2 separate regions of the Homo sapiens genome follow, and region 2 is linked to region 1. Evidence: chromatin contacts called from ENCODE Hi-C or POLR2A ChIA-PET data. All regions are on one chromosome and are shown on one strand. Each heading gives the region's core, a stretch centred on a gene start or an enhancer-like site at or near the end of the contact. The rest is flanking DNA. Distances are from core to core; before and after follow the strand shown.

What was found. A loop is a pair of places that touch in the nucleus more often than their neighbours do. ChIA-PET counts read pairs that join two places held with the same protein, here RNA polymerase II (POLR2A). Pooled maps may share reads with other maps.
Region 2: a pooled map shows a loop between it and region 1 (16-fold over the local background). The contact joins the promoter of HEXIM1 here to the enhancer-like site in region 1. A Hi-C loop is called at or near these places in 4 of 37 single-sample maps with no recorded cell type and 8 of 50 pooled maps. POLR2A ChIA-PET finds 5 or more read pairs at or near these places in 3 of 52 experiments (B cell, T-cell and activated CD4-positive, alpha-beta T cell).

What each region holds. Positions count from the first base shown.
Region 1 is chr17:43,359,246-43,362,810 of GRCh38, forward strand. No RefSeq gene overlaps it. Among named protein-coding and RNA genes, the nearest start is that of LINC00910, 28 kb to the right of the region's middle. RefSeq lists enhancers at 798-1,493, 1,539-1,718 and silencers at 1,969-2,028, 2,479-2,578. Within about 2 kb of position 1,251, at least 38 of the 41 ENCODE cell types and tissues checked have a DNase peak (open chromatin) inside an H3K27ac peak, as active enhancers do; they include B cell, where a contact is called at or near this core.
Region 2 is chr17:45,144,593-45,151,121 of GRCh38, forward strand. HEXIM1 (HEXIM P-TEFb complex subunit 1) reads left to right here and starts at 3,883. Exons shown (of 1, transcript NM_006460.3): 1 at 3,883-6,529. The coding sequence starts at 4,599. The coding sequence ends at 5,678. HEXIM2-AS1 (HEXIM2 antisense RNA 1) reads right to left here. Exons shown (of 3, transcript NR_186789.1): 3 at 5,070-6,327. RefSeq lists enhancers at 2,986-3,868, 4,272-4,321, 4,372-4,421, 4,472-4,581, 4,986-5,541 and 2 more.

The DNA of each region.
Region 1 (3,565 bases), core at 1-2,500:
CAAACAAAACAGCAAGGAGAAAAGTCCCCTGATTTCCATCCTAGTGCTTCTCAATCACACTCAGCACAGCAGCAACAAAACACAACCACATCTATCGAATCTTACTGCTCATAGCTGTTAAATATCAAATCTCAATCAGCAATTTTAGAGCCGGATCCTCCAATGCTTTTGGTTCCCAGTGTTTCACAAGCAAACGGACAGAAATCGGGAGGGACATAGGAGAAGAATCAGTTAAAATCCCTAAGACCAGTTAAATGAAGTCTCCTGAAAATGACACTGAAACGGAGACAGCAACCAAGACAAGGAGGACGAGGCAGACTAATACAAAGAGCATAGCCTGCGGTGTCAAACCTGTTTTTTAGCCGAGAGGGGCTTTACTGGGAGGGGCCTCTAACCCTCCTCGGTCGGGCCTCTAACCCGAGGTCGGTCAAGTGTCCTTGCCTTTTATTAAGAGGGGCCTCTAACCCACTCTCTTTTAGGAAAGACTCTAACTCCATTAAGTTGGGCCTCTAACCCAATCCCATTCTTTACCCGGGCACTCCACCACTTACCCAAAGTCAGTCTACTGACTACTGCAGTGCTGCAGTCTACTTCCTTTGGGTTGGGGGAGTTTCTTCAGTATCGTCCCTTCCATCATTCGCCAGAAATATGTTATAGGACCCCAACACTTCCCCAAAGCACTATAGTCCCATCTGTGGTGGCCAGAAATACGTCACAGGAAAAGGGCCCCGATCCAGACCCAAAGAGAGGGTTCTTGGGTCTCGCGCAAGAAATAACTCAGGGCAAGTCCGCGGTGCAAAATAAAAGCAAGTTTATTAAGAAAGTAAAGTGGTGAAAGAACAGCTACTCCACAGACAGAGAAGGGCGTTCCTGAAACTAAGAGAAGGAACGTATCCACCCTAGGTACAATGCTTGTACACATGGGGAGAGGTGTTCTGTTACAAGGGTTTGTGATAATTAACTTTAATTATTACATTTTGCAAGAATCCCTATTACTACCTTTAAAGCAAAATTAGGAACGCCTTTGTTCTCCAGATATCCAGCTATCTGGACACTCGGGTCTCTTCAGTAAACATTAATTTGTTCCCTTAACCGTAAGTATCTGAAAGCTAGGAATATCCTTCTGAGAATGCAGGCCCGTAAGTCCCGGCCTCATTTTTCTAGCCCTCACTCAAAATGGGGTCGCTTCAGGTTCCAACGTCTCTGACAGTCATACTACATATGACTCAGCCACGTCAATGGAAAAAGTAGACTGGATAGTGACGTACCCGCAGAAAACGAATGCAACAATCTGTCATACAGATCTGACGGCAGTCAGATTCTGCAGTGAAGTAGAGGCGGTAAACTTGAATGCAACGATCTTCATACCGCATCCCACAAAGCCACGTAAATCCAAAAGCAGTCCGACTCTCGATAGTGAAACACATGCGGTAAACTTGAATGGAAAGATGTTTATACTGCCTCGGATAGAGACACGTAAATGAAAAAGCAGTCCCACTTGGGATAGTGAAGTATGGGCGCTCAACTTAAATAGGACCGTCCGCATATCGTATGTGAGTGAAGCAAGTAATAGCAAAGGGCAGTCAGATTACGGAGACCGATGGCGACTGAAGTGAGTGCAGTAACCTTTAACTCAATGATCGTCACGCCGCAACCAAGTGAAACCGAAAGCAACTAAGCGCTCGAAAGCACGCCCGGCCAGCTCAAAAACTACGGCGCTGATGGACCCCAGTGATCCGACGTAAAGGTGCAAACGTAAAGCGCACACGGCCAATTTAAAAGCAGCGGCGCTGATAGGCCCGGACGAACCGACGTGAACGCGTAGAAGTAAGGTACGCGCGATGAGCTTAAATACGCGAGTACTAAGAGACCGTGAAACCCGGATTTAAGCGTGTAAACGCAACACACAACCTAGGAGGTCAGTAACAACGGTCCCAACTGATGCAAATGGCCCAATGCAAACACGTTGACAATCTCCCGTTAGCGACAGTAACAGACGCTAAGCGCCCAATGCGAACAAAACTCCCGCTTCGAAAACTACACCTCGGAATCCTTCCAGCGATCAAGGGCCAGCAACACCACAAGCCTTCCACTGTATCAACACCGTTTTCAAAACGAAAATGTTAACGATCGGCCACTGTACTCCTTCTCCCACACATCCTAACCTCAGGGTGACAGATAGCACCCTGAATAACTCTCTCTCCTACGTTGAGATTGTGTATCTTTATCCAAATCTGAACACCTGCGTAAGTAATATTGTTACTATTTTGGAGGATATTCACTTTCCTTTTTTGCTCCCATAACTCCCGAGAGAAGCAGCCATTTTAAATTTGCATGCCCCGCCGTGCCCTGCCTGCCAACCACTGAACAGAAAAGCGCCTGTAAATCACTGGAATCTTGGGAAAGCTCCTTCGGCTTCATTGCCCTTCAGGAGGAAAAACCCACAACGGAAAAGACACGAAGAGCTCTAGGAGGCTCTTCTTTCCTCCTCCTCCCCCTCCCCTTCCCCTCCCCTCTCCCTCCGCCTCCCTTCCCCTCCGCATCCCCTCCCCCTCCCTTCCCCCTCCCCCTCCCCATCTCGTCCTGACCTAGCTGGCATCCAACATTACTTTAAACTTTTTTTCACACATACGTTGAAAGAATTGTTTGGTGAACACCCGTATGCCCATCACCTAAAGTCATCTTGCTGTACTTGCTTTATTACATGTGTTACAGACGTCTAATTACATTTTTTTTTTCTTTTTTTTGAGAGGGAGTCTCGCTCTGCCGCCCAGGCTGGAGTGCGGTGGCGCGATCTCGGCTCACTGCAAGCTCCGCCTCCCGGGTTCACGCCATTCTCCTGCCTCAGCCTCCCGAGGAGCTGGGACTACAGGCGCCCCCACTACGCCCAGCTAATTTTTTGTATTTTTTAGTAGAGACGGGGTTTCACCGTGTTAGTCAGGATGGTCTCGATCTCCTGACCTCATGATCCCCCGCCTGGGCCTCCCAAAGTGCTGGGATTACAGGCTTGAGCCACCGCGCCCGGCAATTACATATTTTGTATAGCTGCACACATGGAGACAGGTACTCAGGTCTCGTCCCTCTAGCCATTTCTCAACTGTCTGGTCCGGCAAGGGCAAGTTTTCGAGGAGGCCAGGGTGCAGCCCTCAGGGGAGCACATGCTCTGACTGGTTGCAGGGCTGGGCGGAGCCTTGGGAAAGGGGCCCCTGTAAGAGTTAAAGAAAGAGGATATAAACACGAAAAGAGTTTGGCTCTTGTTGCCCAGGCTGGAGTGCAATGGAGCGATCTCGGCTCACCACAAAGTCCGCTTGCCAGGTTCAAGTGGTTCTCCTGCTTCAGCCTCCCAAGTAGCTGGGATTACAGGAGCGCGCCACCATGCCCGGCTAATTTTTGTATTATTGTATTTTATTTATTTTTTTTTTTTAGAAGAGACACGGTTTCACCATGTTGGCCAGGCTGGTCTCCAAATCCTGACCTCAGGTGATCCACCCGCCTCGGCCTCCCAAAGTGCTGGGATTACATGAGGTACCGCACCCAGCCCCACATTACTATCTTCAAAGCAAAC
Region 2 (6,529 bases), core at 2,633-5,132, 1.8 Mb after region 1:
GCGCCCCGGGCGTAGAGATGGGGTTCCGAGCCCCCGGCCCCAGAAATGTCCGCTGCCCCCTCCTCAGCTGCCTCAGTTCCCGGTGCCCCACCTTGACCTCCGGGCCTGGGCCTTCCCAGGGGATTTTCTGGGAGGCCAAGGCCCAGCGAGAGCCTCGTCCTCGCCCCGCCCTGAGTAGGGAGCAGGGCCCTGCGCGCCTGGAAGCCCCTGTCGGGGTGGGCCGAGCGCCCGCGTGCAGTCGCCGTCGGGGGGTACGGGCCAGAAGCCTTGGCCTCCCTCTGTCCAGCACAAGCCCTGTCGTCCGTGGGCCGTCTTGGCTCAAGCCTCGGTCCGGCCTGTATTCAGTGGCGAAACTGGCCGCTCTGAGGGCCGCCTGGTGCCAGCGCCTCCAAGTCCACTGGCCAGGGTCTCTACCGCAGTCCCCCGCCGCTGCCACCACCTGGGCCCTAGGACCTTCCTACCCCTGGGTAAGGAAGAGGCAGTTCTGAAGGCCCCTGGCTGAGATCCTTAAACTCCTGAGTTCCCTGTCAGCCTCTAGTCTCGACCACCGTCCCAGGCTTCGCCATCATTGGCCCCACTGGAAGCCACAGTCACTCTTTAGTCGTCAGTCCTCTCAAAGCCGGGAAGGCATCCCTGAGGCTAGACGGTGCGCTCTGCACCTGCACGGCTCAGCCCAGGGTCACAAGCACAGGCTGAATAGCCCCTGTGATAAGGCTGGACTGCAGCAAGCAGGACAGACAACAGCAGGGCCACCTTGGTGGGGGATGCAGGCCTGGAGCTGAAGCCAGCTCCACCACTTGCACAGTAGCTGTGGAACTTGGGTAAGATATTTTTTTTTTTTTTTTTTTTTTGAGACCGAGTCTCGCTTTGTTGTCAGGCTGGAGTGCAGTGGCGCGATCTCGGCTCATTGCAACCTCCGCCTCCCAGATTCAAGCGATTCTCCTGCCTCAGCCTCCCGGAAGTAGCTGGGACTACAGGCGGGGGCCACCACGCCCGGCTAATTTTTTGTATTTTTAGTAGAGATGGGGTTTCACCATGTTAGCCAGGATGGTCTCGATCTCCTGACCTCGTGATCCGCCCACCTCGGCCTCCCAAAGTGCTAGGATTACAGGCGTGAGCCACCGCGCCCGGCCCCCTTGGGGAAGATTCTTAACTGCTCTGGCCTTGGGTGGCCTCTTTTGTGAAATAGAGTTGATCTCTTTTTCATAAGGCAGTCCTGGGGTTTACCAGTGATGGGGCATGTTAAATGCCTGGCAAAGGGTTAGAACCCAGCTAACAGTAAGGTTGCCTGGCCCCTTGACAGAATTCTAGAATTCCACAACCTATTCGTCAGTCCACCTCTCCCCCAATAGAACACGAGACCATACAGTGGAGCCCAGTCCAGGACACTGAGGCTAGGCTCAGCAGTGCCTTCCAAATGCCCTGACTGGGGGTACCCCAGAATCCTCTGGAGTCTGAAGATGGGGTAACAATTTGGAGGTCTCTGTGATAACTCTCTGTGATAACCAAGTTATCTGCAAAATCCCTTTTTCCTCCAGGAGTGCTCTGAGGGGCAGTTCTTGCTCTCAGGAAGCCTCCTAAGGGATGAAGCCACACGGAGTGGCGAACTTTTCAGGTGGACCCGAATTCTTGGAAGCCCAGAGAAAACAAATGAAGGTGTTCATTTTCAGAACATATAGCTGTGCCCAGAGGCCCGCGTGCTTGCGGCTCCCCTTAGAGGCATCTACATTGGCCATGCCCATCACCACTGGCCCCCACCCCCGATATCTCACACTGCCCAGAGCCACCGAAGTCCCAGACTAGCCCTTTCCTGGCACATGATGCTTGGGCTTCCTAAAATGCCCCTCTTCGTGCCACTTTGCCTGAAAGCTCTTCATCCTTCAGAGCCAGCCAGGAAGTCACTTGCTCCTGACACTTGTCCATAATTCCCAGCTCCCATGCACTCGGCTCATCAGCTCCCACCAGGATTTCCCTCACTTGCCATTTAGGCTGGCTGTGGTCTGATGGCCTCTCCACAGTCCAGGAGCAACTTGAAGGCAAGAATGGCATCCCACCCCTCTTTGTACCCTCCTGTTTGCCAAGTGATATAGGGGCTGAATAAGGTTGAAGTTGTTGGGAATAAAAAGAACGAAATCCAGAGTATTCCCCGATTTTAAGAAAAAATGGGTTTTGTGTTTGTGACAGAAAGAAAAATGGCACGGGGGGGGTCACAAAGACCAGCGCTCTAGCCAGAACTGCCCCATGGTTGTCATGTGACCTTGGACAAGTCACTTATTTTCCAGTGTCTTAGAGATGCCTTATCTGTAAAATGGAGACACTCATTCCTATCGTGTCTAACTTGCCAGGCTGTGGTGAGGTCACATGGCTCTGTGCGTAAAAGGTACACAGTGCAAACGTGCTGGAATGTCAGGGATGCTATTAAGGAAGCAATAAGAAGAAAGGGTCACTGGGTGTGTGGCGAAGGAGAAGTGGAAAGGGCGCCAAGATTTTAGGCCTCAGTGACTGGTATGGAGGGTTCTCTGGGTCCTCTCAGTCCCTGTTTATGGAGGGCTGGGGGCTTGGGTCTAGAGAATTTCTCTCTGAGAAACTACGCCCCCGGGGGAATCGGCCCCCCCAGCCCTGCGCCAGAATCCCCTGCAGCAAGTTTCGGAGCAAGGCCTCCTCCATGCTTCCCTCCCAGTCTTGCCCAGCGCCCACTGATGAGGAAGGGCCTCTGCGGGTGAGACCTGCTTCCCTCTCGGATAGCCAGGGCTGATGATTTCAACTCATTAATCATTCCGAACTCTTCCCAACAAACAGCCTCATGGCTGTCCCGGACCTCCTCTGTCCCGGCTCAGGAAATGATCTCGGTCGGAAGTGAAAAGACCAAATCGGCCCCAGGAGGCCATTTTCTTCGACAGAAGCTGAGGCGTGGGGGCGTGGCCTTCCCCCGCTTCCCCCTCCACTCCCCCGCCCGCCCCCGGCCCCGGCTTTCCGATCTCGGCCCAGGGAAGAGCCTTGGTCGCGAATCACCAGTTTGCATTTGCCCCTGGGGCGGGGGCGGCTTTCTGAGACCAGGCTGGGGCTGGGACTCCGCCACCTTCAGCTAAGGGTACCGAGGTCAGTCCGGGAGTCGCGTCACCGGGACTCGAACCCGCCTCTTCGTCTTCCGAGGCCTAGTGCGAGCCTGCGGCGCTAAACGCAGTCACACTGTCCCTTTAAGGCGGCACTTTTTATTCTTCATTTGTTTACTTCTTCATGCGCTCTTCGGTCTTTACAAAATGTGCTCGCGATATCCTTCCGCAAGTGTCAGTCTCAGGCACTCACCACCCGCCTTGAAGCCATTTCTATAATCTTAAGACTCGCGAGTTAGCAGCCGTGGGCCGACGTCTCTCTTTATAGGATTTAATTCTTTTACATTTTAGGGACTACTTTTTAGGAATAAACCATTCTTGCGTTAGTTAATAAAGGTTCATAACCTTCGGAACCCCTCCGCTGAGAACAAAATACGATAATAGCCTTTATAACGCACCTTTTCATAAAAATATTCTGTGAGGACTCTCATAGGCCATCGAATCTTCTCGTATTCCTGAAACAGAATGGTACGGTCCAGAACCCGCCCCATCTTCTCTGCGATTGGCCGTCCTTCCTCAGCGAGTCGTGTGATTTTTCACCAATGGCCGCTCGCGTTTCTTTAGCGAGGTCTAAGCGATGGAAGGTGGCGGCCAGGGAGACGCCCCCTACGCGTCCTGGGATTGGCTACGTCGCACGGCGCGCGAGGGCGGCGGGCCCGAAAGATAAGAACTACGACTCCCGGCGCCCCGCAAAGGGAACTCCGTTACGCATGCGCACGGGCGGGGCGAAAAAGCTTCTATATAAAAGGGGCGCAGAGGACTGGGAGACAGCAGTTGGAAGTTGGCAGGTGGAGAGGCAGGTTGGGAGGGAAAGTCGGGGGAGGACGCGGAAGAGGAGCTGTGGGAAGGGGGAGGAGGGAGGGAGGAAAAGAGGAGGAGGCGGAGGAGAACTGAGCAGAGCAGAGCATCGAGCCAAAGGGGAGATGAGTTTGTCTGTCCTCTGCTGAGGCTACGGCCGGGCCTAGGGAACTGGGAGCTTGGGTGGAAGCGACACCCGTGGAAGTGGGAGGAGGTGGCGCCGGGACTTTAACCCCTTGTGGGCTCTGCGGCAGGGGATTTAACCCTTTGTGGATCTGGCCCCTCGGAGGCAGCGTCATCGGTAGTTTTAACCCCTTCGGGGCTGGGTTTCACGCACTGGACTTACCCTCATCACCTTGCTCACCAACTCCTTTATTGGGGTGCTCCGCTTGGAGGTTTGAGGCCCACCTCCGCCCATTACGTACTGTTCCTGCCGCTGCACCCCCTTGGACCCGCTAGCTGGCCGCACTGTGGGCGCTTAACCCTTTACTGACTTGAGCTCCCCAGATTGCAGTTGGAGTTTGCTGATAGAAGGACTAGCTAAAGGCGTCACTGCAGGAATTACAAACTGAAGAGGACTCTGTTGGACTGTTTTTTTTTTCTTTTTCTTTTTTTTAAGAAAAACCCATTTTTTTCCTTAAGGACTTACTAGCCAAAATTTCTTAAACTTCGAGGACTCTACTAGCCATGGCCGAGCCATTCTTGTCAGAATATCAACACCAGCCTCAAACTAGCAACTGTACAGGTGCTGCTGCTGTCCAGGAAGAGCTGAACCCTGAGCGCCCCCCAGGCGCGGAGGAGCGGGTGCCCGAGGAGGACAGTAGGTGGCAATCGAGAGCGTTCCCCCAGTTGGGTGGCCGTCCGGGGCCGGAGGGGGAAGGGAGCCTGGAATCCCAACCACCTCCCTTGCAGACCCAGGCCTGTCCAGAATCTAGCTGCCTGAGAGAGGGCGAGAAGGGCCAGAATGGGGACGACTCGTCCGCTGGCGGCGACTTCCCGCCGCCGGCAGAAGTGGAACCGACGCCCGAGGCCGAGCTGCTCGCCCAGCCTTGTCATGACTCCGAGGCCAGTAAGTTGGGGGCTCCTGCCGCAGGGGGCGAAGAGGAGTGGGGACAGCAGCAGAGACAGCTGGGGAAGAAAAAACATAGGAGACGCCCGTCCAAGAAGAAGCGGCATTGGAAACCGTACTACAAGCTGACCTGGGAAGAGAAGAAAAAGTTCGACGAGAAACAGAGCCTTCGAGCTTCAAGGATCCGAGCCGAGATGTTCGCCAAGGGCCAGCCGGTCGCGCCCTATAACACCACGCAGTTCCTCATGGATGATCACGACCAGGAGGAGCCGGATCTCAAAACCGGCCTGTACTCCAAGCGGGCCGCCGCCAAATCCGACGACACCAGCGATGACGACTTCATGGAAGAAGGGGGTGAGGAGGATGGGGGCAGCGATGGGATGGGAGGGGACGGCAGCGAGTTTCTGCAGCGGGACTTCTCGGAGACGTACGAGCGGTACCACACGGAGAGCCTGCAGAACATGAGCAAGCAGGAGCTCATCAAGGAGTACCTGGAACTGGAGAAGTGCCTCTCGCGCATGGAGGACGAGAACAACCGGCTGCGGCTGGAGAGCAAGCGGCTGGGTGGCGACGACGCGCGTGTGCGGGAGCTGGAGCTGGAGCTGGACCGGCTGCGCGCCGAGAACCTCCAGCTGCTGACCGAGAACGAACTGCACCGGCAGCAGGAGCGAGCGCCGCTTTCCAAGTTTGGAGACTAGACTGAAACTTTTTTGGGGGAGGGGGCAAAGGGGACTTTTTACAGTGATGGAATGTAACATTATATACATGTGTATATAAGACAGTGGACCTTTTTATGACACATAATCAGAAGAGAAATCCCCCTGGCTTTGGTTTCGTAAATTTAGCTATATGTAGCTTGCGTGCTTTCTCCTGTTCTTTTAATTATGTGAAACTGAAGAGTTGCTTTTCTTGTTTTCCTTTTTAGAAGTTTTTTTCCTTAATGTGAAAGTAATTTGACCAAGTTATAATGCATTTTTGTTTTTAACAAATCCCCTCCTTAAACGGAGCTATAAGGTGGCCAAATCTGAGAACAATTAAATTCATTTTAGTTATAATAAATTTAATATTTGTAAATGTAACATAGTTTCAGTGTGATTTCTAGAGCTAATTCAAAATAGTATTGATATATTTTATGTGACTGCATTTTTGGGGAGGGGTACCGAAATCGTTAAATTTGTCAGTTTGCAAAAATATCAATCTTTAATGGGAGAATTTTCAATTTGCCAATTTTTTCCTTGAATGGGTTTAAGTATGCTACAATATACAGTTCAGGCAAAATTTAAGATGTAATTATCTTCAATACTTAAGTGTGCTTGCTTTCTAGTGCCTTGGTTTTCTTTCTTGATGCTGGAAAAATAAACAAACCGGTATTGAGTGTTTAGGCGAGTGGAAAGTGGCTACAATCCAAAATTTTAAATTTAACTCTGCCTCGGCCATTCAAAAGTCTAATAACAAAAAATGTAAACCTAATTTGGCAGTTTGTTAGGTTAGACAACTGACAGCCTCATTTCATTCCTACAAGTTGGTTTTCAGTAATCTCTTCCTTCCC